Regions from separate parts of the Homo sapiens genome. Here region 1 is linked to region 2. A link is an interaction called in ENCODE POLR2A ChIA-PET data of the cell type or tissue named here. Cell type or tissue: K562. All regions are shown on one strand. Links, peaks and the distances in the headings refer to the core of each region. The heading gives the core; the rest is flanking DNA.

The links. Peaks named below come from ENCODE experiments on the same cell type or tissue, not always from the same donor. Only the 100,000 strongest peaks of a DNase experiment are listed, where the experiment ranks them.
Region 1: POLR2A ChIA-PET joins it to region 2 with 5 read pairs; 1 of 35 experiments calls an interaction of 5 or more read pairs at or near these places.

The regions. Positions count from the first base shown.
Region 1 is chr7:149,776,738-149,791,850 of GRCh38, reverse strand. It overlaps the pseudogene SSPOP. Among named protein-coding and RNA genes, the nearest start is that of ZNF467, 11 kb to the right of the region's middle. RefSeq lists enhancers at 525-1,313, 5,819-6,318, 7,505-8,080, 8,081-8,657, 9,235-9,811 and 1 more and a silencer at 4,056-4,350. In K562, for the core only: CTCF peaks have their summits at 4,872 and 6,143; a DNase peak (open chromatin) is centred at 8,114.
Region 2 is chr7:150,901,966-150,917,078 of GRCh38, reverse strand. No RefSeq gene overlaps it. Among named protein-coding and RNA genes, the nearest start is that of AOC1, 57 kb to the right of the region's middle. RefSeq lists an enhancer at 6,605-7,105. In K562, for the core only: no CTCF peak of the experiment used is centred there; DNase peaks (open chromatin) are centred at 5,718 and 6,298; H3K27me3 peaks cover 2,738 bases.

The DNA.
Region 1 (15,113 bases), core at 4,299-12,298, 1.1 Mb after region 2:
GACCAGGGGGACCAGGTGCTCCATTCACCGTCCACTGTGAGGCAGGGGGACAGGGCAGGCAGTGAGGACCATGGGGGAGGGCTGAAGGCCTAGTGGCCTTCTTCTCCCTTCCTCTATCCAGGCCCCACCACCCCAGCCCCTCACCTGGGCAGGCTGCCGTGAAGCAGGCCTGAGACTGGTGCTCAGGCCCTGGGCAGTTCTGTAGCACCAGGAGGCCGAGTGGGGAGCAGCGGCGGCTCCGGCCCTGGCCCCAGGGCCCACACGTCCGGCTGCAGGGCCCCCATGGGCTCCAGGGGCCCCAGGCCCCACAACCCTGCTCTTCTGGGGAGGGGCCCACCTGCCCTGGCCTTCCACAGTCAGGCTGCCCATCACACACCTGGGGAGGGAGTGGGGTCAGGGCTCTTGTGCTGGGAGGCAACATGGCACTGCCGCCTCCTCCACCCACTCCCACCCTCACCAGCTGGAAGCCTATGCAGGTGCCATTGGGGCAGGTGTATTCTGGGCAGGGAAGCCCTGTCCTGTTGGGGCCTCCCAGGGCTGGCAGCCCCCCTGGGAAAGAAGAGGAGAAAAAACACAGTGAGCGGGGGGTGTGAGCTGTGTCCCGGGCCCAGCCAGCGGGGCCTCCCTCAGGGAACAAAGCATCCTCACCGCAGTCCAGCTCGTCCTCGCCCTGGGGACAGTCTGGGATCCCATCACAGAGCTGCTCAGGGGTCAGGCACAGCCCCGGAGCCACACCACAGGGAAAGAGGCCAGGGCACAGAGGCAGCTGGGTGGAGCCTGCGGGCACTGTGAGATGTGTCCTGCTCCGCTCCTGTCCCTTCCTGCCCTCTCCCTGCAGAGGGGCAGAAAGGCGGGTGGGAGGCGGCCAGACAGGCCAGCCTGGGAGGAGCTGGGGGGCCTGTGGACAGCTCGCTATAGGGGGAGGTAGACAGGACCTGAAGGGCTGGCTTGCAGTGACACAGAGGGTCTGCTCAGGTCTGGTGGGGAAATGCTGAGGGCGGGATCCCTCCAAACAGACACACTCCTCATCCCCGCAGAGCCTCTGCCCACCCTCTTATCCCTTCTTGGCCAAGTGTGGGGAAAGACAAAGCCCCTTTCTTCGCTCTCCTGGGCCTAGGTGGGAGGGTAAAAACTTTTCAAATAAAGTTTCACGAAAAAGATCAAAGGAACGCAAACGTGGCCCAGCCTCGGATGCCCCCAAACCTAAATCACTCTAGCTGCCGCGCCCACCTGTGCCTCAGGAGGCGAAGGTGGGGATGGCGCTCGGGAAGAGGTGGGCCCGCCGGCTTGGCCAGGGGGGCCGCGCATGGCCGGGGGCGCGGGAGCCTCAACGCAGGCGTCGGGGCCCTCGTCCGAGCCGTCGGGACACTGCCGCACGCCGTCGCACAGCTGCTCGGGGGACACGCAGTGAGGGCCGCGGGCGCAGGGCGCGTGGTGCGGCGCGCAGGGCCCTCCGCAGCCGCGCTCGTCGCTGCCGTCGGCGCAGTCTTCCTCCTGGTCGCAGCGCCAGCCCCGCGGGGTGCACTCGCCGCTGCCGCACCGAAACTCGAAGGGGCCGCAGGGTGGCGCTGCAGGGAGCGTCCGCGCTGGATCCTCTGCCGGCGAGCGCCCTCCCACCCGCAACCGCGCCCGGGTCAGTCCTTCCACCTCCGCCGCTGCTCCCCTCCCTGGTCCAAGTCCCTTGGCCATTTCCTGGGCCTGGCCCTAACCCACCTGCAGCCCCTTCCCGAGAACAATCCCTCTGCATTTTGCTGCCCGGTTGGTTTTCCCAAAGCTCTCCCCTGGGCCAAGAATTTCCATGAGACTCCCTGCAGCTGGGAGGGAGGCCTTGAACGCCAGGAAAGAGTGTAGACTCTTTCAAACGCCCTCCACTTCATTCATTCCAGCGTCTTCGGGTGTCTCCCACTGCGCCCTGCTCCTTCCCATCCCAGAGCAGCGCCACAAATGCCTCTCTCTGAGGCTTCCATGCCCCTCTCCCCCAGGCTTCTGGCCACCAGCTTTCCCACCTCTTCCCTCCAGGAGACTCACCAGGGCTGGCGCTGGCCAGGGGACTTGACGCAGTGTCCAGGGAGCCTGGGGAGGGGCCAGGCAAGGTGCTGGCAGGAGGTGTGGGCAGAGAAGGTAGGGGGCAGTGTCCCGGCCCCTCATCGGCTCCATCTGGGCAGTCCCAGACTCCGTCACACAGCTGGATGGCCCCCAGGCAGGTGCCATCAACACAGGACACCTCCCCGGGGACGCAGGTCACCTGCCCTGCACAGAAAAGAAGAACTGGCTCTGGGGCACTGCCCTGTACTCTTACTGTTTGGGGTGCCCCAACTCCCACACCCTCAGGACCAACTTCATAGCAGGAACCTGGCAAAGGAGCGGGGAGGTGAAGTCGGGGCTCTTGAGGAGATGGGCCTTGCGGGAGGGAGTGCTGGGTGGGCTGGCGTCCAGGGCAGGGACAACTCACCCAGACAGGACTCCTCGTCGGCGGCATCCAGACAGTCAGGATGCCCATCGCAGAGCAGGGCCGGCGGCAGGCAGCGTCCATCGGCACAGGCCAGCAAGCCCTGGGGGCACGGATAGCTCGGCTCATCCGTGCCATCTCCACAGTCATCCTGGCGGTCACAGAGCAGGGCCAGGGGCAGGCAGTGGCCGGAGCTGCAAGTCATCTGCCCCTCCCCACAGCCTGGGGCGGCACAACCTAGCATGGGGCAAACAGGCAGGCTCAGGACGCTGCTGTAGGGGCCCAGAGAAGCCCTGAACCCCAGAGGGACCAGAACACCCTCCCTTCCCCTCATCCCTCCAGGCCACAGGCAGCCCCTGGCAATGGGAGCAGCAGCTAAAGAAGCCACTCCAGGACAGCTGCCTTGGCCCCAGGAAATTCAGTTACATGTGCAAGGACTGACCAACCCTGTCGCTTCCACGCATGGGCAAAGACACTCACCCTCCTCATCAGAGCCATCGCCACAGTCGTCCTGGTTGTCACAAAGCCACCCATGGGGCACACAGTGCCCATTCTCTTGGCACAGGGCCTCTCCCTCTGCACAGGCAGGCACAAGCTCCTCACAGTGGCCACCGTCACCCCCACAATGCCATTGACCTTCCTGGCACGTGCTGAGCACACAGCGTCCTGGGATCAGCCACAGGCTGGGCTTGGCCCAGTGCTCCTTCAATAGGTCCCCCCCAAGATGACCTCCCCACTCACCAGTTCCCGCAGTCCTTTTGCAGCACAGACCCCGGCGGGAAGGAGTTGCGGCCCCACTCACAGGGGCAGGAAGCTGGCTCCAAGCAGGCTCCTCCTGAGGTCACAGAGTGCAGGGCTCAGAGCAAAAGGGCACAGTGGCCCCTTCCCAGTCTCAGTGCCCCTCCCCTCTGCCCTTTGTCACTCTACACACCGTGCAGCAGAGTCCCCTCGGGGCAGAAGCAGCCCTCCACACAGGCCACCACCTGGCAGTGCCACCCGGGCTCAGGATGCTGCTCATGGCAGGTGGGGGGACACGTGGGGCCACAGGCCTCATATACCTGTCCCCCTTCACACTGCAGGGCTGGGTGGAGAGGAGAGAGCCTTGGATCACTGAGGCACAAGGGCAAAAGGATGCAACCACACCAGGCTGGCTGGCCAAGGTGACCACCATGGAGGGCACAGGGTGTCTGGTGTAGACCTTGGGCAAGACCCCCCGGGCCGACGTGTACCATGTCAGCTCTACTCGGCAGCCGTTCTTGCATATATGGCTTATCTAGAAAAGTGTCTGGCACAGAGTAAGCACTCGATGCACAGCTTGCCCTTGAATGAATGAACGGCCGTCTTGTGGGACAGGAGAAGCTCTTTCAAGAAGCTGAGCCTGTGGCAGTGGCAGGATTTAGCATTGGGGACTGAGGGCGGGGCACACTCACAGCAGAGCTCCTGGCTACGCCAGCGCACGTGGTGCCCATGCCGGGCACACTCATCTGCATAGGTGGCAATGGCCGAGCAGAGGCACTCACAGTCACCCCCCGAGTCGCAGCTGTGGGAGGAAGCATTCAGTCCCGGCACCCCCACCTCTACCCCACTCCAGGTTGGCCTCTCCTTACCCGCAGGCGTCATACAGGCACCACTCATAGTGCTGCTGCGGGGGGACCTCCGCGTGGCATAATGTGAAGAGCGGCTGCAGCAGCGCCCCACAGCGGGCCCGAGCCCAACCAGCCCGGTGTGTGTTCATCTGCAGGCACAGGGTGGCGTCTCCAGCACAGTGGACCAGCGGACACCCTCCCCAGCCCTGCCTCTGGGAACCTCCCTTCCTGCTTTCCCGCCTGCACTCACCGTGCAGGGGTGTGGCAGGTCTCCTGGCTCAGGGCAGAGGGGGCTGAGGCGCCAGGAGTGGGCAGCCAGTTCAGCTGTGGGCTCCAGGACGCCCTGGCGGCTCCGCAGATCATTACTGGCATCTCCATCAAAGTCACCACACAGCCCAGCCACGCGACCACGGAACTGAGGGGACAGTTGCACCAGGACCCGAGTCCCTGGTGGCAGCATGGTTAAAAGTGACCTCACCAGCCCTTATCTGGGCCAGAAGACCCAGGGTCTGTTTTACCACCACCAGGTGCCACCCCCACCAGGGGGTATGGTTACCTCTTTTGTGGGGGGATGATTGGTGATGATAAATGAAGAGACCTATATTTAGGGGGCTCAAGGTAGGAATTAGGAGCCTATTTTCCTAACTAACACCAAGCCAAGGGCTGAGGGGGAGAGAAATTCTCCATCAGGTCAGATTCTGGGAAACCAGACTCCAGGATGGACTGTGAGGCCCAGCAGCACCAGCCTCGGTGGCGGCAGGCTGGGAGGGTGGCCCAGCGGCTCAGAGCCAAGTCCATATGGGGGTTATCTGGGTTTCCCTCAGTTCCACAGAAGCAGTTAGATATAACATATAAGCCAACTGCTTATATGGGTGATGGGAAGTTAGGAGATTTATTTTCATTTCGCCTTTCTAAAACTTGGTATTTTCTCAATGTTTCCCTTGGTGTGGAAGGATTGCTTTCATAATGATGAAAAAGATAATTATGAAAACCTAATTTAAAAAAAATTTTTTTCTCGCTCTATTGCCCAGGCAGAGTGCAGTGGGGTGATCACAGCTCACTGCAGCCTTGACGTCCCAGGCTCAAGCAATCTTCCCATCTTAGCTCCCAGGTAGCTGAGATTTCAGATGCGCACCACCGTGCCCAGCTAATTTTTGTATTTTTTGTAGACAGGGAGTCTTGCCATGTTCAACCCAGGCTAGTCTCAAAGCCCTGGGCTCAAGGGATCTGCTCGCCTCAGCCTCCCAAAGTGCTGGGATTACAGTTGTGAGCCACTGCACCTGGCCAAAAACCTAATTTGGAAACTCGGACCTCTTGCATGGACTGGGAGGTAGGGGTGGCACTGGGTTGGGCATGGGGCAGGGCAAGTGCCAGCCAGGCAGGGAAGTAAGGTGAGAGCTCAGGGTCCTAGCCTGGCTGTCAGCTTAGCTCTCAGCCTGGAAATCTGCCCTGTGGAGGTGTCAGGGGCTCAGTGGAGGGAGACCAGGAGGAGGGAGGGTCAGGCGTTGGGAGAAAGAAGTTGGGGTGAGTTCAACCCTATGGTGCTAAGGCGGGGCACAGGTCCAATGGTTGAGGGAGGGCAGGGGCCTGATCTCCATCCCAGAGCAGGGTGAGGCCCAGGTGGGTCGAGAGCAGCAGGAAGAGGCCAGCACGACGCAGGCTCAGCCCAGGGCCTGTGTAGACCTTGGGGGGCGTCACGCTCACCCCATTCACCGTCACTGCCCGGCCTGTAGAGGAAGAAAGGCATTCAGGCCCAGCCTGGAGGAAAGGGTCCTCCAGATCCTCATGAGGCTCTCTAGCTCCCCTGTCCAGCCCTTCTTTTGCTTCTCTACCTGTGTGACCTTGGGCACATCATTAGACTTCTCTGGGACTTAATTTCTGGGAGGCTTCTGGTATTGAGTCCCAACCAAGAGGAGAGGCACCAACCCCATGGCATGGAGGGCAGCCAAGCCCAGTAAGGAGCTGGCCAGCAGTGAGCAGACACAGGGAACCCCGCCCCCTCCCACCTTGCACAGCTGGGAAGCCATACAGGTGTGCCCCTCCCTGGCAATGTCACCCTTCAATGTTGCAGCCACCTCTGAGCATGTGCACAACAGTGCCCTCCAGACGCACGGCCAGCGCTTTGGTGCAGGTGAGACCGCTGGCCCCACAGGGCAGGTTCTGGGCAGAGACTGTGAATAGGCCACTGGCCTCTCGCACCAGCAGATACTCGCAGGCCCCAGGATAGGTGAAGGCCAGTCCGTCAAATGTCACATAGTGGGGGGCGCCTGATGCCTGGCACCGCCCACTGCGCCGCTGGCCTGTGCAGTGCCACTGCCGGCCCCGGCACACGCTATGGGCAAGGTGGGGGAAACAGAGTCACCGAGGATAGGGCCCTGGGGGCTGGATCCAGGGAAGGCAGCTGGTCCAGGTTCCAGGCAATCTCAGCAGCCCTCAGCGTGGTGGGGTCCTGCAGGGTTCCCTTGGCCCAGGCCAGTCTGGATACCCCAGCCCCCACCACCCCGACCCCTTCTGGTGGAGGGAAGGATGATGTGTGGGGAGCCATGGGCCACAAGGTCAAAGGGTTAGAGGTCACGGCAGCTGGGCATACCAAACGTTGCAGTCTTCCTGGATGGTGGCGTTGGGCAGGTACCACTGCCCACTGTGACGGCAGGGACAGAGGTCAGGAGGCACACAGCGCTCGTCCTGGGCAGAGGGCAGGGACAAAGGGCACCATGTAGGGGTGCGAGGGGAGCAGGGCAGTGCCCTGGCTTAAGGAAGGCCATCCTGTTCCCCCACGCAGCTCCTTCTTGGACTCACCAGCAGCACCGTGCCTGGTGGACAGACACAGCCATCAGTACTGCCTGCAGGGCAGGAGTGATTGGCGCTGGGGCTGTCACAGGTGAGGAGACAGGCACCAGGGGCATAGACAAGCTCCCTGGGGCAGAATGCCCCTGTGAAGGGCAGTGGCGAGCCGTGCAATTCCAGAGGCCCCTTTCCTGGCAGATGCTGCAGGAGGTTGAGAAGGAGTAAGAGGCAAGTCCGAGCTTCCAGGAACCTGGTCTGACCTGGTGAGAATCTCAGGAACCCAGACACTGGGTACCCAGGTGTCCAGATCCCATCACGTTGAGTGAAAACCCAGCCCTGATGCTGGAGACCTGAGCATCTCAGCTCCCAACACTCAGTCATCAGCACAGGGAGTTGGGCTGTTTCCAGCACCCTGACATGCCTGGGATAGACATTGTCACCCTTTCTGTCCCGGCTCCAATAGGTCCATCCTCCAGGCTCTGGAGCAGGACAGAGATATTGAACCACCCTACTCCCAGCCCAGGTAGGAGAGGGATTGCATTGAAGCCTGCAGATCCATAATCTGCCTTCACTTCACTTCTCGTGAACAAGCTGTGTGACCCTGCAAGCTGTTTAGCCTATCTGAGCCTCAGTTTCCTCATCTGCAAAATGGGAACAATTTTTCCACTTCTTACTTTATGAGGTTATGATAGGAAAGTAAAACTAGATAAAATGATGCACACGAAAGTGCTTTATGGACCCTAAAGTGCCCCACGACCGAGGGGAAGTGATCAGCACTCTGTCACCCCCAGCATGCACGCTGCAACCAACAAGGCTGCACCCCACCCGTTATCTCCCAAGCTACCTCTTCACCCCCACATTCTTCCTCTTGCCCCAAAGGTCGCTGCCCTCACCAGCGGTTGCACTCCTTCATGGTGGCACTGCCAGGGGCATAGCGACGGGCTCCGAGCTGGCAGGGGCACAAGCTGGGGGGCACACACTGGCCCTCAGGGTCCCACAGCAGCCCCAGAGGACAGTTACAACCAGCCACACAGCTGCCCAGCTCTCCACAGTCCTCTGGTTTCCCGCAGTGTTGACCGCATGCTGGGGCACACTCTCGGTACTCCTGGCCACCAGGACACATAACAGCTGGGCACAGGGACACACACAGGTCAGGGGCATAGCCACCACTGGCTCTCTCCACCCCCTCGGAACCCCACAGCCCACACCCCCTGTGCCTTTGCAGGAAGAAAAGCCCGGCAGTCTGCCAAGGGTAGAGATGCACCCTGGGCCCCTAGCCATTCCTGGAAGGGGGATGGGCTAGGGAGGAGGGGAGGAGCCTGGGTGGGGTTGGCTGGGCTGAGCAAACTTACGGCAGAGGGTCTGGTTCCTCCAGGGAGGTGAGGCACCTTCCTGGGCACAGCGACGCGCATAGGCAGACAGCACCGGGCACAGGCAGTCACTGCCGGGATCACAGCCACACACGGCTGCCAGGCAGCGCAGATAGAATGGCTCTTTGTCCACCAGCCTGTGGCATTCCTTGGGAGGAGATGGGGAAATGGGTCAACTTCTCCTCCACGGAGTCTACGTCCCCTTGGTCCCCAATACCACCTCTGGGCTTGTCTGGTCTCCCTTGATCCTCCCAAGAGCCCAGGTGGAGGGCAGGGCAGGTGTCGGCCCATCTTACAGATGTGGGAGGAGCCCAACCCAGCTACCTGGAAGACAGAGCTGTGCAGGATGGCACAGGCCGCCTCTGCGAAGGCGTGGCGCTGGGAGTGGGTGGTGCAGGGAGACAGCAGGGCACTGTCCTCAGAGGGGCATCTTCCCTTGCCGGCCACCTGGAACTTGCTAGCAAAGGCAGCAATGCTAGTTTCCACATCTCCGGCTGGTGTCAGGAAGTCGTCCTGCTGGTTCTGGGTGAAGGTGCCACACAGACCCTGCACCTGGGCCACAAGCACGCATGTAAGACAGCTGAATGCAGTCCCACCGCACCCTTGCTCCCCCACACAGCCGCCTCACTGGCACACCTGGTGGGCATGGCGGGGGTCCAGGGTGATGTAGGCTACAGGGTCAGACAGTCCCCAGAGCACCTGGGCCCCAGGCCAGCGCAGCAGCAGAAAGGCAGAGGAAGCTCGGCGCACACTGAGGCCCTCAGCGCCAATCCAGGGCAAGCCCACATCCTGCCCATTGACCAGCACAGCTCCTGGAACAGGGGGTCTGATGGTGGGGGTGGGGCACGTGGAAGGATAGGGCTGCGATAAGGGAAGGAGCTTGGATGGGAAGTAGAAAGTCCCATGTCAGGATGGGCTGCTGGGGACAACTAGAGTGTCCACCTGAGCTCCCTACCCCTGCGGCCCAAGGACTACCCTTGGCACACAGATTTTCCAGTCCCTCACCCTCATGATCAGTGTGTGGGAGGAGCTAGATGGCAAGCCAGGAGCTGGTTGGGGAGGGTTGGAGGGACCCTGCTGAGTGGCCTGCCCGGTCTGGTCATGCCTTAAGGCCTTTCAAGCTCTCATAGCTGCATGACTTGTATCTGACCCCAGGACGGGGCAGAAGATGCCTCGGAACATCTCCTCAGGACTCTGTATGTCTGCTTCAGAGATGAGAGGGCCGGGGAAGTTGAGGCAGTGTGCTTAGGTGTAGGAGGCTGGGGAAGAGTGTTTGGACTCCAAAGCCATAGGGTAGTGTGGAGGAGGAGCAGTGACAGGAGGCCTGAGACTGCCTCAAGAGTGCAGAGCAGAGGCTACCTGAGTCCCTGAGCTGGATGTGGGTGTCCTCCAGGGAGACGGAGATGGCGTGCAGGCAGCTCCCAGCGTCGCAGGCCCCATGCTCCAGTAGGATCAGTAGCTGTCCCTTCACATAGTCCTGGGGCGGGCAGGGGGAATTCAGTGGGGCCCGGCGGGCCAACCCTCTCCGGAGAGGCTTCTGGAGACCTTCCCTACAGAACACCTTCAGCACGCACCTGGAGGCAGCTGCCCACCTTCCGGCCAGGCAGACTCTCTGCCAGGTAAGGGGCTTCGTCCTCACCATGGGCCGCATGCGTGGATGTCTGTGTGTATGTGTGTGCAGGGCCATGGAGGTGCACATAGGTGTCATGTGGAGGTGTGTGTGCATGTTTGTATGTTCACGAGTGTGTGTAGGTAAGTGCGTGTCTGCATGTTGGGGTGAGATGACTCCTCTCTTTCCTCCTTATGGATATGTATGTTCTCCCATGTTTGTGTGCATGTATACACACATGCTAAATCTACATGCACATACATGAGTGTGTGTCATGTGTATGTCTGTGTCTGTCTGTAAGTGTGTACATGGGTGCATGTATATGTGTGTGGATGCATACAAGTCTCTGTGTGTTGGTGTATAGCCTGTATGTGTCTGTGTGTACACATGCAGATCTCTGTGTTGGTTTGTAGCCTGTGTGTGTGTGTGTGTGTGTGTGTGTTTGCATGCACATGTGCGCGCTCACATGCAGATTGCTGTGTTTTGGTGTGCAGCCTGTGTGTGTGTGAGTGTGTGTACACACATGCATCTTTGACTGTGTTTGCTGGGGGAGATGGCTGTCCTCTTCCCTCCCCATGGACAGGCACAGCCTCTGTGAGGACTGTGCTCCCAGGACCTCCTCACCCCATCACTACTTATGAGAGGAGTGGGAATGGTCCAATAGTTCAATGGAGAGATCACTCAGGGGACCCCAGATGATTGCGAAAATCGTGGCCTGCACCTGAACTTGAGAAGTGAGCTCACTTCATTGGGGGAGGTTTAGGGCGGGAGCAGGGCCTCTTATTTCCCCTGAGGTTGTTTTGCATGAAGTAGTCTATAACAAACTCAGCCCATCCCATCTGTGAGAGACAGGACTGAAGATGGGTTTTGGTTAGTGGCCCTGGGCTGAGTGGTGATGACAGAGGGACTTTCACAGGGAAGCTGGGGAGGAGGTGAGAACCCAGCGGGAGGCCTCGAGGCCTGTAACAGCCATGCCCCCAGTGTTGGTTCTCCCTTGGCCTTTCCTGGGAAGACTCTGGGTTTCGCTTATTTATTTAGGGGTTTCCTTACAGTCAGCCCCACTGTGCCCTCTAGGAGGGCCCCTACTGTGGCAGAGTGCCACCCCAGCAGACCGTCCTCTGCCCACCTGCACCAGGCTGTAGCGGCAACCTTGACCACCCCAGAAGGAGTAGCTCCGCCCATCGAAGGTGAGGTAGTGCCCGTCCCCACCCACTGCACACTCGGCGGGGCACAGTGCCTGGGCACAGTGCCAGCGGCCATCCCTGCACACGCTGTGGGCACATGGGTGAGACAGTGAGCTCTGGCATCAGCTCCACCCTGAGGGGGTGGAGATGACCCCTGAGCTGGAGGTGACCCCCCAAAAACCCCTGTTCCTCCCCTCCCGTGGAAGCCCCTCCTGCTGAAGGGGTAGAGGTCAGCCAGCAAGGCCATCAGCCATGCCAGCAGCAGTCCCAGTCTCTGAGAGGAAGACCCAGAATGGGCTGGAGGCTTAGGGGAAGCAGGTTGAAGAGAAGGGAGGGATCCAAGGGCACCACCTGGCCACCAACCCCCAGCATGGCTCAAGGACCCACCAGGGGTTACACAGCTGGCGCACGGTGTCACCGGGTACATAGCGCTGGCGGCAGTAGTAGCAGGGGCAGTGGGCAGCAGGCACACAGAGGGTGCCATTCCAGAAGAGGCCTCGCGGGCACTCACAGCCACTCACACACTCTTCCCTGCAGGACTCCTCCTCTCCCTGACCCACCGCCTCGCAGCTGGGTGGGCAGAGGGAGACGCAGTCGGAGTAGAGCTGGCCCCCGGGGCACAGGCGCTCTGTGGGCACAGGAGTGAGCTGTAGTCCCCCGCCAGACCCCAGTCAATCCCACAGGGTGGGGAGCCCCTCAGTCAATCCTGCAGCGGGGGGAGGCCCGAGCAGTACCGCAGAAGCCAGGCTTCCTCCAGCGAATGTGGATGTGCCGCCTGGCACAGGCCTGGACATAGCTGGCAAAGGTGGCACAAACAGCCTGCTGCCGCCCCTCTTGCCCACTGCCTGCCATGGCCCCTGCGCAGTAGGCAAAGAGACAGGCCTCGTGGTACTCAGCAGGGGAAACCTGCAGGAAAGGACGGCCCCTCAGCAAACAGCCAGCACCCCCTACCTCCTGCTTCCATCACTCCATAACTTATAACCAAATGGATCAGCCCCAAAAGGAACCTCAGAGATCACATATATGAGCGGGCCATTTCCCAGAGATAAAGCCAAGGATGGAGAGGTGGGGGTTTGACAGATGGCCCAAAGTAACCCACAGGCAGGGCCAGACCAGCTTGCTGACACTTCTCTATCACCTTCCCTTGGGTGCCAGACACCACCCCTACCCCACCCATACCTGGGCATGGCACTGCCCGAATGGACCTTCCAGCAGCTGATGGCACACGTCCTGGGCTTCAGCCCGCAGGTGGCCAGGTTCTACATCTGCGTCTATGAGCCCCAGGGGGCTGTCACAGCCCTGGGCCACCTCCACTGCATCCAGACACCCAGACTGCAGACAAAGGCCATCAGGTCAGGTGGCAGTGATGAGGGACGTTAACCAGGACCCCAGAAAAATGCCTCCTGCTCTCACACAGCACCAGGGCCCCACCTTCAGGCCCACCGCCCACATCCTGGGGCTGGGGAGAGAGGCGAGGTGGCAGCCCCACGCTGGGCTGCAGTGGTGGGGATAAATGACTAACTGGTTCACCAATGCTGGCCTCAGATGGCTAGTTCACAGCAGGCAGCCGGGCTTTCTGTGGGACCCCAAGGCCTGCCCTCTGCCCTGAGGATCTGGGAGAGGGCCAGTCCCTGTCCTAGGGAACAGGCCAGCAATGAAACTGGGACAAGGGCTTGGAGGTGCAGGAGTCAGAAGCCAGCCTGAAAAGCTGGGAATGGGCAGGCAGCTGGGAGGGAGGGGCCCCAGTGGCAGCCTCACCTCCGAGCCAGGGAGCCTCCAGGAATTTCCAAAGGTGGCTGCTAACATGGCCAGCCCTCCGCCTGGCTCCATGAAGTCATCTGAGAAGGGGTGAGGCAGGGGTGCTGGGTCTAGGGTCTCCGGTCTTCCCTTCCCTGCTACACCAGCAACAAACCACACCCCACTTACCCTCTGGCCAGCCATTGTAGAGCCCACAGAGGCCTTGTGTCTGTCCCCAGAGCTCGTGGTCCACAGAGATGGAGATGGAGCCAGTCCTGTCCAGCCGCACCACGACCCCCAGGCCTCCTGACAGCACCAGCCAGTCCCCCAGCCATTGCAGGCTCAGCCCTGGGCACAGAAAGAGGTCACTTGCCCCCTGCAGCCACAATTCTCACCCTTCCCACTACCACAGCTGGGCTCAGCTACCCAGGGATGGAAAGGAGAAGGGAAATAACTCACACAATTCTCACATTCTAGAGAGCTCTGCACTTTATACCAAAAGTATATGCTTTACAGCAGAGTGATTGATTTCCATCACAGCTCCCTTTGAGGAGCTCATGAAAGCTGCAGACGCTCTCTGGAGAGAGTAAACTTCAAGTGAACTATGAAACACACGTGCACGTGCACACACATGCATGCACACATACATGCACACACTGCACCCATGCACACACAGGCATACACGCAGGAAGCTCACCCCCACCTCACCCTGCAGCCCAGCCAAGACAAAGGTTCTGTTAGGAGAGCTTCCCATTGCTTAGCACCAAAGTGCTACCTCACAGCACTCCTCTGAGGCTGGCGGGGAAACTGAGGCTCGGGCAGTTAGGTAGAGGGACTTGTCTGAGCTGGTGCTGTGAGAGTTTGGTGGGGGTAGTTGCAGAGGGTCGGGACTAGGCCTGGTTCCTCCCGGCCCCTCACTGGATCTGCGCTTCAGTGCCTCCCAACAGCAATGACTGGGGGCCCACTGCGGGATCATTCCCAAACAGCCCCCTGCTCCTTTTCTGACCCTGCCTGGAGGGTGGAGAGACTGTCAGAGGAGCACGTGGGGGCCTGGGCAGCCTCTTGCTCTCCCAGTGCTCTCACCGTGGAGCAGCCAAGACTGCCCTTCAGGTACCAGCTGCCCCTTCACAGACACATTTCCAGCCTGGATCAGCACCTCCTCGGGTCCCATAGTCACCTGGACCTTGAGGAGATGCAGAGTGGAAAAGGGGGCTGGGGCTCTCTTCCTCCCCTGTCCAGCCTCCTCCCTGTGGCTGCCCCATCTCCCTCCCTCACCCGCTGACAGTGTCCAGGCTGGGGGCAGCGGTCCCCGGGTGTTAGGTGGACAGCCCAGGTGGAGTCCGCAGCACCCGCCAGCAGGTAGGTGCAGCGGCCCAGGAAGTGATAGTGGCGGCCATCAAAGGTGCGGTAGTGGAAGCCCGACCAGGAGGCACAGGTGGCCGAGGGACGCTGGTGCTGGCTCCAGAGCTGGCCCACAGCCCCTGCCAGGGGCTGCAGGAGGGCTGGAGAAGAGGCACTGCCTGGGAGAGACACACCAACTGTGAGCCTCTGAGTGTGAGGCAGAGGTGAAGGGTGAGGACACAGGGCTCCCGGCACAGCGGGAGGCAGGCAGACAGGACATGGTCACTCTAGTGGGCCAGGGAGCCAGTATGGGCCCTGTAGAAGGGCCCAGAGCACAAGAACTCCACATGGGAGTGCCTGGGGAGGCGGAAGGGGTGATGGCCAGGACTGTGCCTGTCTGGCAGGCTGGAGTCTGTGGACCCACCTGGCAGGTGTCGGCTGGAGCAGCTGCGGCAGGCCTGGGAGCTGCCATCCCACCAGCTTTGTCCCCAGGGCCGGGCGCAGCACTCCTCCAGGCTTCCTGCTGAGGCATTAGCTGAGCCTGCCTGTAGCTGGCACTGCCACATGGCAAAGCAGTGGCCTTCAGGACTGGCTTTGGCAAGGGCTGCGGTAGGTGGGGAGGATGGGGCAGACCCAGGCAGTGAATATGGGGTAGCCTGGAGCTCTCAGCCCAGCCCTGGTTCTCTGCCTGAAACCACAGATCTGAGCTAGCATCCCCTGCCCAGGACTCCCAGAAGGTACCGCGTCCCCAAACGCACTCAGGTGCTTACCCTCAGTGCAGTGGGCGCCCCCCCAGCCTGGGCAACAAGTCCTCACTGTCCGGTTCCACTTGGCAGGCCGGGTTTCTGGAGGTCTGCACCCACCAAGCAGGTGGAAACGGGGAGGAGATGTTAGCGTTCAGCCCAGTCCCACCCTGGGGAGGCCTGGGGACATTCAGTTTTGTCAGCTACTCTAATCACATCATTTCCCCGGCCTTAATTTCCCCACATACAAAGTGAGAATAATGTTGGGAGGGCAGACCACGGGGATTGGGAGCGGGGGTTGGGTAGA
Region 2 (15,113 bases), core at 2,745-10,744:
GTTGGGCTGGGATGCAGCCTGACAGCCTCTGCTCACCCATGAGGAGGTCCGGGGCCGAAAGGAACAAGAGAGTTGTCTGGGGTTGGGCAGATGTGGTGAACTTTGATACTTCTGCTTCCATTAGTCTTTGGATATGGGTTGCACACAAGCTGATGTGACCTGGATGAGCAGTGGTCCTCAGCTGAAGAAGCCCTGGCGAGGCTGACAGCTCGAGGTCGCCCCTGATGGCACTTGCAGAAGGTGGGACAGGTCCTTCCTCAAAGCAGGGTTTGGGTGGCGCATCTCCATGGGTCCTCTGGACAGACTGCTTCCTACAAAAAGCGCTCATCAGTGTGACTGCACCTTCACCCGCCTCTGCTTCTTGGGATCCGATTCGGTCTTGGGAGGCCCCCTGGGGTCTGCCTCCACTGTTGGAAGTGAGGAGTCCCAGGTTTTCTCTCTGGGCTGCACCCTCATCCTCCTGAGCCACCACTGCCAAGGACTCTCTCCTCTCATCCTGCATGCGCAGTCTTCACTCCATTTGGAGAGGATATTGTTCAGAGACCTATCTGTCTCCTAGCTTCATCAGGTATGGCCACTGTGTTTTGGTTTTCCTTTCTGCTCGATGGTCCAGGGCAATTTCCAAGAAGGTAAGGGGAAAGCCATCTCACACCATAGGATCCAAACTGCTCTCTCCCCTTCTTAGAGAATCAACTTCTCTCCACTCTAGGAGGACAGGAGGCACTGTGACCTGCGCTCGCTCCCGCACCCCACCCTCTGCCACTCCACTTCAAAGGCACGCCATCCCTTGCAACACACAGTCCCAACAATCTGTGTGGCTGGTGCCCTCTGGCCTTACCCCCTCTCCTGGATGATCCTGACTTCTCGTCACTCCATTCCTGGGGCACACACATTATGGTGAGCATAACTTGCAGGCTCCCTCCATCTCCACCTCGCTGTAGACATACCTGAACTCCATCCTGTCTTGGCCTTAGCTGCATCAGGCTTCTGAGATCCCAGACTTGGCATTTCCCCACTGGTCAGCACTGCCTGCATCTCCAGCCTGTCCTTCACCTCCCTGATCAGCGTTCTCAGATCCAGGTGTCCTTCCCTCCCTGATTGACCCAGTTCATCCCACTGTTGTTGCTACACTTGAGCCCTCATAACTTTTCAGCTACTTCATGAAATTCTAGCACTTGGACATTAAAATGGGACTTACATGTCCTCTAGGTCAACTTGTATTTGTGGGAAACAGCCTCCAGCTTTCTGTGTGGTGAAGCAAGGGGCCCGGGCGTGCGTGGCCTAGGCCTGGGTGTGTGGTCATGTTTTCTCTAGCTGGAGGATGCTCCTCCAGCTGTCTCTTGGCTGAGGGGCTTGCAGAGTGGACAGGAGCGAGGTATAGAGGAGAGCTTTGAGCATATAAAGAAGTTCTTTTGGGTTGAGTTCTCTAGATGGGGTTTAGGGGAGGAAAAAGAATCCCCAGTCAACAGAATTAATTTGGGACTATCCTCTTTGAAGAAAGGGAGTTAGTATAGAGTGGGGAAAACATTTGCCTTGGAGTTGGATTGACTTGGGTTCAAATATGAGCTCCAACATGTGCTGGCTGTGTGACCTCAGAGTCATTGCTTAAAGGACCTCATTTATTGTACCTGTAAAGTGGTTAGTGACAGGATCTCCCCATATGTGGTCATGCAATTTAAAGGATATGTGAAAAGCTTGGCAAGTGTTTAGTTAGGTTAAGCCATGCTCACTGCTGTAGTAAGCCAACTCCAAAACCTTAACCATGGTTAAGAAATAAACCTCAACCGTGGTTTATTTCTCATTAGGGCAAGGTCCCAGGCAGTGCTCCTCCCTGCCATGACAGAGGTCGAGGGGCTCACATCCTGTGACTCTGCCCTCTCAGCAGGCGGCCTCTGTAGTGGCTGCCATGTGGAGAGTGGCTACCAGGTGGTGACCGAAGAGACACACCAGCTTGGAGCTTTGCTTGGAGCCAGTTTCATGGCCCCATTGAAATGCATGGGAGGCCAGGAAACATGAGGGAGACTGACGGGCTGACTCACGTATCTTAGTTCTTTACTCCACAAACATGACAACATTTTGCATTTTCCTTTGAATGAGAACCCCATAACAATTCCTTTAGCAAATCCCATGGTGGCCTCAGATGTCCTATTAGAAAAGGGGGTTCACACTTCCACACTCAGGTCTGGATTGGGACCAGGAATGTGATGGAGAGGCTGGCAGTAAGGACATTTTAAAAAAAGATGTCTAAATTTCTCAGAAGGAGAAGGGAAACCAGAAAAAGATGGGAGAAATTTAAAACTCTGGGGGATTGAACCTGGAGTGGTGGTGAATGTACTTTCCTTACTGCTGGAATGTTCCTTTGAATCCATGCAAAATGAAAATCCCCTCCACCACAGCCCAGATGGATGGACCCCTGTCCAGGAACAGAGCATGCTTGACTTCGCTGGACAGTGCCTGTTGTAGGCGAAATCTGTCTTCTAGTGCCTTGCATCTGTTGGTCCTGCTTCTCCTTCCAGCTGCTCCATAAGCCCAGCCTCTGACAACGACTCAGATATGTTAGGCAAATGCTCGGGTCCCCTCAACCTTTTCTTCTCTGCGCAAAACAGCCCTTAACACTGCAACCACTCCTGGGAGGATAGAATTTTGAGGTGCTGGCAAGACACAGGGAGAGAGCCCTCACTAGCCCAACATCGCTGGCTTCATGAGTCTGCAGAGCTTAACACTTGGCTGCCCCTGTGGGGACAAAAGAAAGGCCCCCAGGAGAGCTTGGTTACTAGAATCAATGCAAATGGCAGGAGACAGGTTGCCTTCTAGGCCAAAGGTAAATCAGACATGACTTTAATAAAGCTAAATAAATAATGCGAGCAGAGGAAGGGCGACTTGGGGATAGACAACCCACAAAATGGGGAGTCCGAGAGATGGATGTTGACGGTGTCTGCCCAGCACTGTCCGGGGGACATGGAATTTGAGTGTTGTGAGCATCCAGGATGCTGGAGCGCTGATGTCTCGGGCAGGGAGAGTCATCAGGCCATATCATAGCGTTGGGGAGATGCCCTCCAATATTAGCACCTGCCATGGACCAAATTCCATGTTCACAGGCAATGTTTAGTTTAACAATTTTACGTACCAGTTCTCTGATCCTGGGAAAGACAGTGTTCTGGTGGGAAGGTCATTCTGGTGGTTGGAGTGGGAACGAATCCACTGGACCCTGGTTCATCTATCAGTCTATTGCGGGCAGGAACCATTCTCTGCTAGAACGATTCCCCAGGGAGGCTGTGCACCACTGACAGTTGCCACTGTTATCTATTTTCCATTCTTCCCTGTTAGTAGAATCCACATGCCAGCTAAAATACTCACCCTCCAGACCCTCCTGAAGCTCAGGGGAGCTGTGTGCCACAGTTCTGGCCAATGCAACGTGGGCGGAAGTTTATAGGGAGTGTATCCTTTTTCACGATAACAAAGGTAAAGCCCTGCTGGAGAAAACCTTTTTGCCCTTCCCATTTCTTTCTACCTAGAACATGATTGTGAGGCTTGGAAGTGCAGCGGCGATTTTGTGACAATGAAGACAAAAGCTACACTCAAGGATATCAGAGGAAGGAGAGAGAGAGGGGCTGTGGCTCCTTGGTGACATCCATGAGAAGCTGCCCCAGCCCCCACTTGCCTTGTTCTGGACATTGTAGAAAATAAGCTCCTGTCTGTTTAAGCCAGAGTTGGTGGTGGTCTTCACTGATGCAGGTGCTAAGCAGAGTTTCTGGGCTAGCAGAGCTGAGACAGGACCCTACAATGTAGTCAGTGCACAAGGTGATGCGTCTGCGAGGTCCTTGGTGGTCTTCCCCTTGGATACTTCTCAGTGTTTTTCTGGTCATAAATATAACTCACATACTTAGTGAAAATTCAGATGAATCAGTGAATTTTAAAGAATAAAGAAAAAAACTTCCTTAAGCCTACCACCCAGAGATAACCACTGTTTACACAGTGGTGAATATCCTCAGAGATATCTGTGGGTCTAGTCGATATAGGTAATGCATTTTTAAAAACATATATAGGATTGCATTTTGAAACTTGCTATTCACTCAGCAGTGTTTTGTGAACCTCTTTCTAGTGATTTTGTTAAGAAAATCCCTTCTGAATGTTGTCTGATTGAAAAAATATCTCCATTATTAATGTTAGCTCTTTTCACACTTAAATACTATTATTTAATCTATTATACTGTAATTTAGCCGATCTATCCTCAGTGGGTATTGAATTTCTGGTATTATGTGTAGAGCTGCCGTGCAGGGTCTTGGGAGAATGTCTTTGAGAACCTCCTGATCGCCTCCCGAGGAACATCTCTGGGAGTGGGTTTGCTGGCTCAGAGGGATGCAAGCATGAGGGTCTCTCACTCCCTGGCCTGAGCTGCTTCCTGCTGTGAGGTCCCCGCTCCTGCACTGTGGGATGTTTCTGGAGATGGTCTCAGCTTTGCTGACTTCTTCTACATGTCTGTGCTCTCTGGTTCAAAACGACCCGAGACAGCTCATCAGTAGTTCAATCACTGCCGTTGCCCTGACACATGCCCCATGACAGCTATTCTAATTCCTATCCCACTTCTTAAGCCCCCAGTCCTACCTTTCTGGAACCACTCTCAGGGAGATTTCCTTCTTTGAAGATCCAAATTAGGCTAAATTTGAGCTCAGTGTATAAGGCACTCTGCAAAAGGTTTCGCTTTCCAAGAAAAGCACTAGTCAGAATGGATTTTCTTTACAAAATCCTTTTATTTTCCAATAGAAAGGGCCCTGAGTGGGTGCCGAGACATCGCCTCCAGTGCGTTCAGCCACCCTTTTGCAGGGTGCTCTCTGTACAGTGAACTTGTTTGTACCCAGCTCTCCATGTCCTCCTCCTCCCCAACTTAGGGGGAGGGTCGGTCATCCACAGGGACTCTGTGGCTGTAACCCAGTCCCGCTTTTCTCCTCCAAGGTGAGCTGCACCCCTTCTTTTCGCCCAAGTTGATTGACAGCAATCACAATGGATCTCAGTGTCCCTGTCCTCATTAGGGGAATTGCCAAGCTGGCTCCCTCTGTCTTGTAACAGAGATACCGTACAGTAGCCAGCACTCAACGTTTTCTAATGAAACAATGTAAGACATGAGGCTGAAGAACATTCTGTGCCCATTGTATTCATTTGTTACATTAACAAAATGCATTAAGTATCTCGTGGGATCAGGCTCTCCTAGGCCTTGGAGTACTGGTCTATTTAGTGATGGTTTTCGAAGTCCACACATTCACAGGTGGAGGAAGTGTTGTAATTAGCAAATGGGCAGCGGCCATCCCCCAGCCTGCCACTTCTGCAGGGTGGCTCAAGTGTCCCTGGCAGGTCAACCCTTTCTTCCTTTCCTCCTGGATAAGAGGAAAGGGAGATTGGATTCCAAATCTTCCCACATCCTCTGGTTCATGGCGCTTTGTCCCTTTAGATATGTTAATTATTCAGCTTCTCGAGTAACGAAGAAGCTCCCTTCATGAGTGCCCCCCTTACCATGAGAAGCTTGCCCTGGGCTCCATCCCAGTTCTCACCAGATTTCCTGACAGACACACAACCCTCTCCGCTTCTCACACGTGCGCTCTTTCATGCACAGCCTGGCTCAGCTCCTGCACTGTCTTGAAAACACACCACTGACCGCCCCCCTGGACCTGGAATCTGTGTTCTCTCCAGGCTTCGACGTCTTCCACTGCCACCTCCTCCAGCTTCACGAGAGCAGTCAGTGGCCGCCTGACTTGCAAGCTGACTTCCATTCCCTTCCTCTTCTCTGCACCGACCATTCTTCCAGGTCGCCTTTGTTGGCTTCTTGTTTCTCCTCCTGTAAAGGGCTGATGGCCCCCAAGGTTTCCTCTGCGCCTTGAGCTCGTTCCTGTCTACATCTAGTTTGAAGAGCTCAGGCACGTGCACAACTTCCTAAGACATATGTAGGAGGATAGCTCCCAGGCCCTTGTGTGTGGCAGGGTGTGTGCATGGGTGCACGTACGTGTGTGTGGCAGGGTGTGCACATGTCTCTGTGTGTGTGCACGTGCATATGTGTGTGCACATAGCAGGGTGTGTGTGTGCATGTATGGCAGGTGTGTGTGCGCATGTGTGTGTGTGTGTGTGTGTTGAATTTTCTGATGAGTGGGAGCGATGTAACTTTCACTCTCTCTATTCCACTATACTGGCCTCCTCGCCAGTCCAAAAACAAGGCGAGCCTTCTCTCACCTCTGCCCTTTTTTCTGCAGAAATGCTCTCTCTCCAGGTGTCCCCATGACGCTGTCCTCATCCCTTCTGGTTTCTGCTCCAAGGGCACCTTGTGAAAGACTTCCTGACCCATCCATATAAAATAGCGACCTCATTTGCTGAGCTTTAAAATGTTTCTCCATAGCCCGTACCACCACTTGACATCTCTCAAACACACACACACACACACACACCACACACCACACACACACACCACACACACCACACACACACACCACACACACACACACCACACACACCACACACCACACACACACCACACACACACCACACACACCACACACACGACACACACACCACACACACCACACATACACCACACACACCACACACACACCATACACACACACCACACACACACCACACACACCACACACACACCACACACACCACACACACACCACACACACACCACACACACACCAAACACACCACACACACCACACACACACCACACACCACACACACACACCACACACACACACCACATACACCACACACACACCACACACCACACACACACTACACACACACACCACACACACACCACACACACACCACACACACACCACACACACCGCACACACACCGCACACACACACCACACACACCCCACACACACCCCACACACACCCCACACACACCCCACACACACCACACACACACCACACACACACACCACACACACACACCACACACCACACACACACCACACACACCACACACACACCACACACACCACACACCACACACACACAACACACACCCACACACACACCACACACCACACACACACCACACACACCACACACCACACACACACCACACACACACACCACACACACCACACACACCACACACACACCGCACACACACACCGCACACACACACACCACACACACACCATACACACCACACACACACCACACACACCACACACACACACCACACACACACCACACACACACACCACACACACCACACACACCACACACACCACACACACACCACACACACACACACACCACACACACACACCACACACACACCACACACCACACACACACCACACACACACACACACACCACACACACACCACACACACACACACCCCACACGTTTATTTCTTTATTGTCTGTCTCCACAAACTTAGAAGCTCCTAGTGAAAAAAGATTTTGTCTCCCTGGAAGTCATACAGTAAATATTTGTTGAATAAGTGAATTCTCATTAACACCTGGTAGGAGCAAATCTGTTGATAAGGTTATTAGCTGCAGAATCCCCTCTACTCAGTTTAAGAAGAAAAGGATTGATTCGGGGTTTGTAGTAGATCATAGGATCTTGGAGCTTGGAAGAAACAGACTCAAGAATGAGCTTTCAAGAATGACTTCCCGTGTGATACCGCAGACCAGCCCCTTGCCTCTGCCTCAGTCAAGAGTTTCTAGAGCAGGAAGCCCCATCAGCCGCCAGCTCCAACAGTGCACGGCTTCTGCTACCAACCACAATGGGACCTCTGCACTTTCCCTCTTCCCCACATAACTCAGGTCTAAATCTAAGTGTCATGGGCCCATATGTGGTTAGTGGAACCTAAATCCCATGTCCATTCCCTAACAATAACTGAGACTCAAAAATGTGGGCTCCTCCCCACCCTCCAGTGTTAGGAAGGCAATGTTCACTTGGGGAAGAGGTGTTCAAAAGATTTGGGGGGCTGAGCGTGATGGTTCACGCCTATAATCCCAGCACTTTGGGAGGCTGAGGCAGCTGGATCACTTGAGGCCAGGAGTTTGAGACCAGCCTGGTCAACACGGTGAAACCCCATCTCTACTGAAAACACAAAAATTAGCCGGGCATGGTGGTGCACACCCATAGTCCCAGCTACTCGGGAGGCTGAGCTGGGAGGCTTGCTTGAGCTCAGGAGGCAGAGGTTGTAGTAAGCCAAGATCATGCCACTACACTTCAGCCTGGGTGACAGAGTGAGACCCTGTCTCCAAAAAAAAAAAAAAAAAAAGATTTTGGGAAGGCTGGAGGCATGGTGGCTCATGCCTGTAATCCTACCACCTTGGGAGGCTGATGCCAGAGGATCACTTGAGCCCAGGAGTTCAAGACCAGCCTGGGAAACATAGTGAAACCCTGTGTCTACAAAAAATAAATTAGCTGGGTGTGGTGGCACCTCCCTCTACTCCCAGCTACTTGGGAGGCTGAGGTGGGAGGATTGCTTGAGCCCAGGAAGTCAAGACTGCAGTGAGCTGTGACTGCACCATTGCATTCCAACCTGAGTGACAGAGAGAGACCCTGTCACAAAAAAAGACAAAAGATTTTGGGGAGCCATGAATGACAGATGCCAATTATATATACTTTCCTAGGTTTTCCATTCTGATGGGATTAAATGTTTCTGTCACTGTAATTTTAATTTTCTATTAGCTTTCCTTTCTTGTATGTTCTGTTAATGCTTAGTCAGTTTTTTTTTTTTTAAATAGAAACGAGGTCTCACTATGTTGCCCAGGATGGTCTTGAACTCCTGAGCTCAAGTGATTCTCTTGCTTTGGCCTCCCAAAGTGCTAGGATAACAGGTATGAGCTATGGTGGCCGGCCATTAATACTTACTCACTTTTAGACATTGCAAATGCCTTTTTCTAATCAGGCTTCCATATGTTAGTTTTGTCTATGGTATTCTTTATTGATTGATTGATTGAGACAGGATCTTGCTATGTCACTCAGGCTGGAGCACAGTGGCACAAACATGGCTCACTGACACTTCAACTTCCTGGGCTCCAGTGATCCTCCCAGACTCTCCAGTAGTTGGGACCACAGGCATGTGCCACCATGCCCAGCTAATTTTTGTATTTTTGGTAGAGACGGGGTTTTGCAGTGTTGCCCAGGTTGTCTCAAACTCCTGAGCTCAAGCAATCCAACCACCTTGGCCCCCCAAAGTGCTGGGATTATAGGTGTGAACAACTGCACCTGGCCTTGTCTACGGTATCCCTTAAATAGAAATTCTTTTTGCCCCTGAATGGTCATAATAAGTTAACTTTTACCTATGGTGGGTCCTCCAGAGTGCTGAGTTGTATCAATTAGATTTTTTAAAAAATAAATTTGATTGTGTATATTTAAGGCATACAACATGATGTTACGAGATCCATGTAGATAGTAAAATAATTACTATAGTGAAGTAAAGTAACATATCCATCATCTTATATTAGCACTTTTTTTTTGGTAAGAGTAGTTACAATATACTCATTTAGCAAAAATTCCCAATGTGATACACTATTAGTAACCAAAGTCCTCATGTCTGGATCTTTAGATTTGTCCATCCTACATATCTGCTATTCTGTGTACTTTGACTCACATCTTCCCATTTCTTTCTCCCACCTTACTCCTGGTAACCACTGTTTTATTCTCTATCTCTGTGTATTTGCCTTTCTTTCTTTTTTTCTTTTTTAAGATTCCACATATAAGTTTGATCCACTATATTTGTCTTTCTGTATCTGGCTTATTTCAGTTAGCATAATGTCCTCCAGCTCTGTCTACATTGTGTCAAATGGCAGGATCTCCTTTATAAAGCCTAATTAATATTCCACTGTGTATACATACCATAGTTTCTTTATCCATTTGTCCACTGACAGACATCTAGGCTGTTTCTGTATCTTGGCTATTGTGAATAATGCTGCAATGAACTTGGGAGTGCAGATATCTTTATGAGGTGGTGATCTCATTTTCTTTGGGTATATGGCCAGTAATGGGATTGCTGGATTATAAGGTAATTTTATTTTTAATTTTTTTGAGGAGCTTCTATATTGTTTACTATAATGGCTAAACGAGCTTATATTCTCACCAGTAGTGTACAAGGAAGGTTCCCTTTTCTCCACACCAACACCAACACTTGTAATCTCTAGTCTTTTTGGTAATGGTCACCTTGACAGATGTGAGGTGGTATCTCATAGTGGTTTTGATTTGCATTTACCTGATCATTAGTGATGTCGGGCATCTTTCATATATCTGCTGGCCATTTCTATGTCTTCTTTGGAGAAATGTTTATTCAGGTTCTTTGCCCATTTTTAAAGTGGATTGTTTGTTGTTTTTGCTGTTGAGTTGTATGCGTTTTTAAAAGGCATTTTCGATATTAACTCCCTATTAGATACATGGTTTACAAATATTTTTCTCTGATTTGTTGGTTGCCTTTTTTTTTGTTGTCGATTGTTTGCTTTGCTGTGCAGAAGCTTTTTAGTTTGATGCGGTCCCATTGATTTATTTTTGCTTTTGTAGCCTGAGTTTTGGTGTGGTATCCAAAAAGTCATTGCCAGGGCCAATGTCGAAAACTTTTTCCCGCTTGTTTTCTTCTAGGAGTTTTATGGTTTCAGGTCTTACCTTTAAGATCTTTTATCCATTTTGAGTTGATTTTTGTGTATGGTGTAAGACAAGAGTCCAGTTTCATTCTTTTGCATTTGGAAATCCAGTTTTGAATATAAATTCTTAATTTTTATATAGGGAAAACATCAAGTTTTGCCTTATAGTTTGTGCTTTTTAGGTCTTTCTTATGAAAGCTTCCCTGAATCCAACCCCAGGTATCAAATACATGATTGTAATTTTTTCTATTGCCTTTATAGTTACATCTTTCACATTGAGATCTTTAATTCACCTGGAGCCCACCTCTGCATATGGGTGTGGTGGGAATCCAACACCCTCCACCCCCTATTAAGGAGCTAGTTTTCTCAGCAATCATTTGCTACACATGTTCTTCTTTCTACACTGACTTGTGGTGGCTTCTCTGCCATAAACCAAGTTCTTGTACACACGTGGGTCTATATCCAAGTTCTCTATTTTGGTTTATGATGCCAGCACTTTACCTTCTTATTACTATGATTTTTGGGTTATCTTCCTTCTGGTGAGATACATTCTTCTTGGCTCATCTGGGATCTGTGGAAGGGTGAGTAAAAGCAAATCTTTCTGTCCTTTTCTTCGGAGTCCCTAAGCTCCACAATAGTCAAAATGAAAGAAAAATACCGGGCCTCTGACAGCCAGTTAAAAGCGAACAGTGCGGCTGCCGGACTTAAGGCATGGAGGATGGCCAGAAGATGAAGAGGGCAGAGAGATGATGGGACAGGACGACCAGCTGCAGAGAGGAGTACCCTCTACGCTGAGAGCTGCAGAGAGGAGTACCCTCTCTGCTGAGAGCTGCAGAGATGACCAGTGTGCAGAGAGGAGCTACCCTGTCTGCTGAGAGTTTCAGAGACCTGCAGAGACCTCCGAATGACTTGCCTGCAGACAGGAGCCACCCTCTCCAGGCCTCCTCTGCTGAGAGAGGAACACTCAACGGAGGACCTGCCTATAGAAAGGAGCTACCCACTCCTCTGAGCTGTTCTAACACTAAATAAAACTCTTCTTCTTTACCCATCACTTGTCTGTGTACCTCATTCTTCCTGGACACAGGACAAGAACTCGGGCAAAGGCGCCGTGGCCACAGAGGTTTCCAGTCAGAAAAGTCGACACCCCAGAGATCCTGTAACATCTTTAAAAAAATTATGGTAGTAATTTGGGAACTTTTATTCTTCCTTATAAATTTTAGAATAAATGTATTGCATTCCTAAAAAAGGACAGTTGGAGTTTGATTAGGACGACAATTGTGGTAATAATTGGGTAGAATTGATACTTTAATATTAAGTTGTCCAATCCAACAACACAGATTATTCTGTTTATTTAGATCCACTTTTATCTCCTTTATTAGAGGGTAAAAATTTCCTTTACAGAGGACTAGTATATTTTTTTTCAGGCATTTTATAGGTTGTGTTGCTGTTATGAAAGGTATCCTATTTTCTTATATGTATATATGTCTTATTTTCTCCTATATATTATAGGTGGTTAATGTGGTATAGACAAAGTGTTATTGGTCTTTGTAAGTTGACTTTACATCCATCCAGCAACCCTGTTATTAGTTTTAATAATTAGTTGAAATTTCTATGTAAATTTTCATATAGTCCACAAATAACATTTTAATCTCTTTCCTCCTTCCGACTTCTACACCTCCCATTTCCTTTTCTTGTTTTATAACAGTGGCCCTGACTCTGGCTCTTTGTTACATAGCAGCAATGCTAACAGGCACCTTATCTTCTTGCCAATCTAGATGGGGATGTTTCTAAGGTTTCTCCATTGGATGTGATATTTGCTTGGGGTTTTGGTATGCCGTCTTTAAAAGTTGAGGTGATTCTATTCAAATTCTAGTTTTCTGAATTACTCTTTGGCTCTTTGCCATGAAGGGCTGCCTGTCCCTCATGCCCTTGGCCCACAGAGCACAGCCAGGCTTCCGCCATGCCACCACAGGCAACTCCATGACTTACAAGCTGGTGGCTTACAAACAGGATGTCACTCCTCCTGGGAAGCATCCTCCACCACTGTCCTGGAGGGACATAGCTCAGCCCAGGTGGAGGAGAGTGGTGATGCCCTCCTGTGACACACAGACACCTCATGCACACCTGTGACCTGTGGTACACAGGCAGGAGGGGTCATGGAGAGAAATGACATTGGCTGTGAAACAAGGTGATTTGGCCTCAAAGTTGGGACCTGCCATGTACTAGCTGTGTGACTGTGAACAATTTATTCAACCACTCTAAACCTCAGCTTCCACATTTGTGAAATGGGGAATCTAACTGTTCTTGGGGAAACCACGTGGTAGTTTGTTAAATAAAATAGCCAGCAAAAAGTATTCAGCAGAGTAATAACTGTCCGCTATTGTATTTGTAATCCATAAACGAATATCATTCACACATTATGAGCAGGGTAAATGCTCTTGATAAGAAGTTAAGCAAAAGCTATATATAGACTAAGTCGACGTTTGTTTTAAAATTTGCATAAGTAAAAGACCGAGGAGAAATAGATCCTTTATATTTGTGTTTTCGAATTTTTCTGTAGTGAGCACATGATTACCTCATAAATCTCTGAAACATGTTTTATGGAAACAGAAAGCCCAGTGTGACTCAGCAGTGCCAAGGCTGCCAAGAGAGCTGGCGGTGGCCCGGCCGCTTCAGCGGAAACAGTGCCCGCACCTGGAGGTCCTGGGCCTGCCACCCTGGGCCCTGGCTGGAGCCCAGCTACACCAGCGCTTTGTTTAGCTCTGGGCATAGGTAGCCATGGAGACCCTGAGTGCCACGGTGGAACAAGAATGTGGCGAGTGTGTGAAGGCCACAAAATCTGCAGGACAAGAGGGCTGAGAAAGCCAGGAGGGGTGATGTGGGATGGGAAGAAGCAGGGAGCCCCCCGCCCGGTAGGCTTAGGGGGGTAGGGGAGAGGGGGAGAAGAGAGAGGGACAAATAGAGACAGAGAAAGAGAGAGAGAGGTATGGAGAGAGAGATGGAGAGAGGCCGGGCGTGGTGGCTCACGCCTGTAATCCCAGCACTTTGGGAGGCAGAGGCGGGCGGATCACGAGGTCAGGAGATTGAGACCATCCTGGCTAACACGGTGAAACCCCGTCTCTACTAAAAATACAAAAAATTAGCCGGACGTGGTGGTGGGCGCCTGCAATCCCAGCTACTCAGGGGGCTGAGGCAGGAGAATGGCGTCAACCTGGGAGGCAGAGCTTGCAGTGAGCCGAGATCACGCCACTGCACTCCAGCCTGGGTGACAGAGCGAGACTCCGTCTCAAAAAAAAAAAAAAAAAAAGAGAGATGGAGAGAGAGGAGGAGGTGAAGGAGAAGGAGGAGGAGGGAGTCCCAGCGTGAGGAGGCGCTTCTGCTGTGGCCGTCTGACCTCAGGGCCCACCTATTGCTTTCCTCGTGCCTGGCCCCAGCATGTTCTTCTGGGCACTGCCCTCCCCACTCAGCCACAATGTTCCTACAGGTCCGTCCATTGCCCCATGGTCCATGGTCCTGAGCCCTGAGATGTCTTTCTTGGGAGTTTGCAAACTGGCCTGGGAATAGAGACTCTCTCTCAGGCTGCAGGGCCTGCAGTGTCCTCAAAGGCCATGGCCCTGCAAGAGGAAAAAGATGAGAATGAAATCAACCAGTTCAGGCGTGAGCGCCCGGCCAGCTCCTCCCAGAGGCAGGTCCCTGCCCTTCTCCAGGGTCTGGTTGTTGAACGTTCCTTCACTGGGCTCGACTCCCAGGCATCTTGTCAAAGTTCATCTCCTTTTTCTTGATCTTGTTCAAGTTGAAGTTTTATCACTTGCAACCAAAAAGGTCCTGAGTAACACAAAATGACCGGTATCAGTGGTAAAGAGGAGCCTGAAGGAGAGGCTCCAGGAGAGGGTGGCCTGGGAAAGACATTGTAAAGGTGTGGCTCCTGGGGATGGGGGTGGGGCCCCAGCTGCCTGTGCTGGGTGTGCACATGCTCTGTCTCTCTGTCTCTCTCTGAGTCTCTATCTCCCTCCCTCTGAGTTTTCATCTCTGTCACTCTGTCTCATTTTCTCAGCTCAGTAGAGACATTGGCCCTCTTTTCCAAGCTCCCTATTTTGCCCTGTCTCCTTCACTCTCTGCTGCTGACCCGCTGCTAATATGCTCTGCCTCAGCAGCCTCCCCACCCCGCAGCCCAACTGTTCCCGCGCCATCCACGACCATTCCTGCAGGCTCAGGGACAAGCTGGGCTTTGACACATGCCCTTGACTCCTACCCCCTTGGTAACATTTCCCACCCCCACCCTGCAGTCCAGCTCTCCCTCCTGGGTCCCGATGTGGGCGGTGGCAGTATATCTGTGCCCAAGCTTGATGCCCCCTCCTTCCTTCTGTGTGTCCTGGATTCTCTGAGATCTGGTGCTTTAACCTCTGGGATCCTTCCTGGATGTGCCTCTTCTTTCAAAGCCTCCTACCTTGGCCCTGATTTAGACTCCTATCATCTCTCGTATGAAGATTTTCTGTCTCCTGCATGATTTCTCT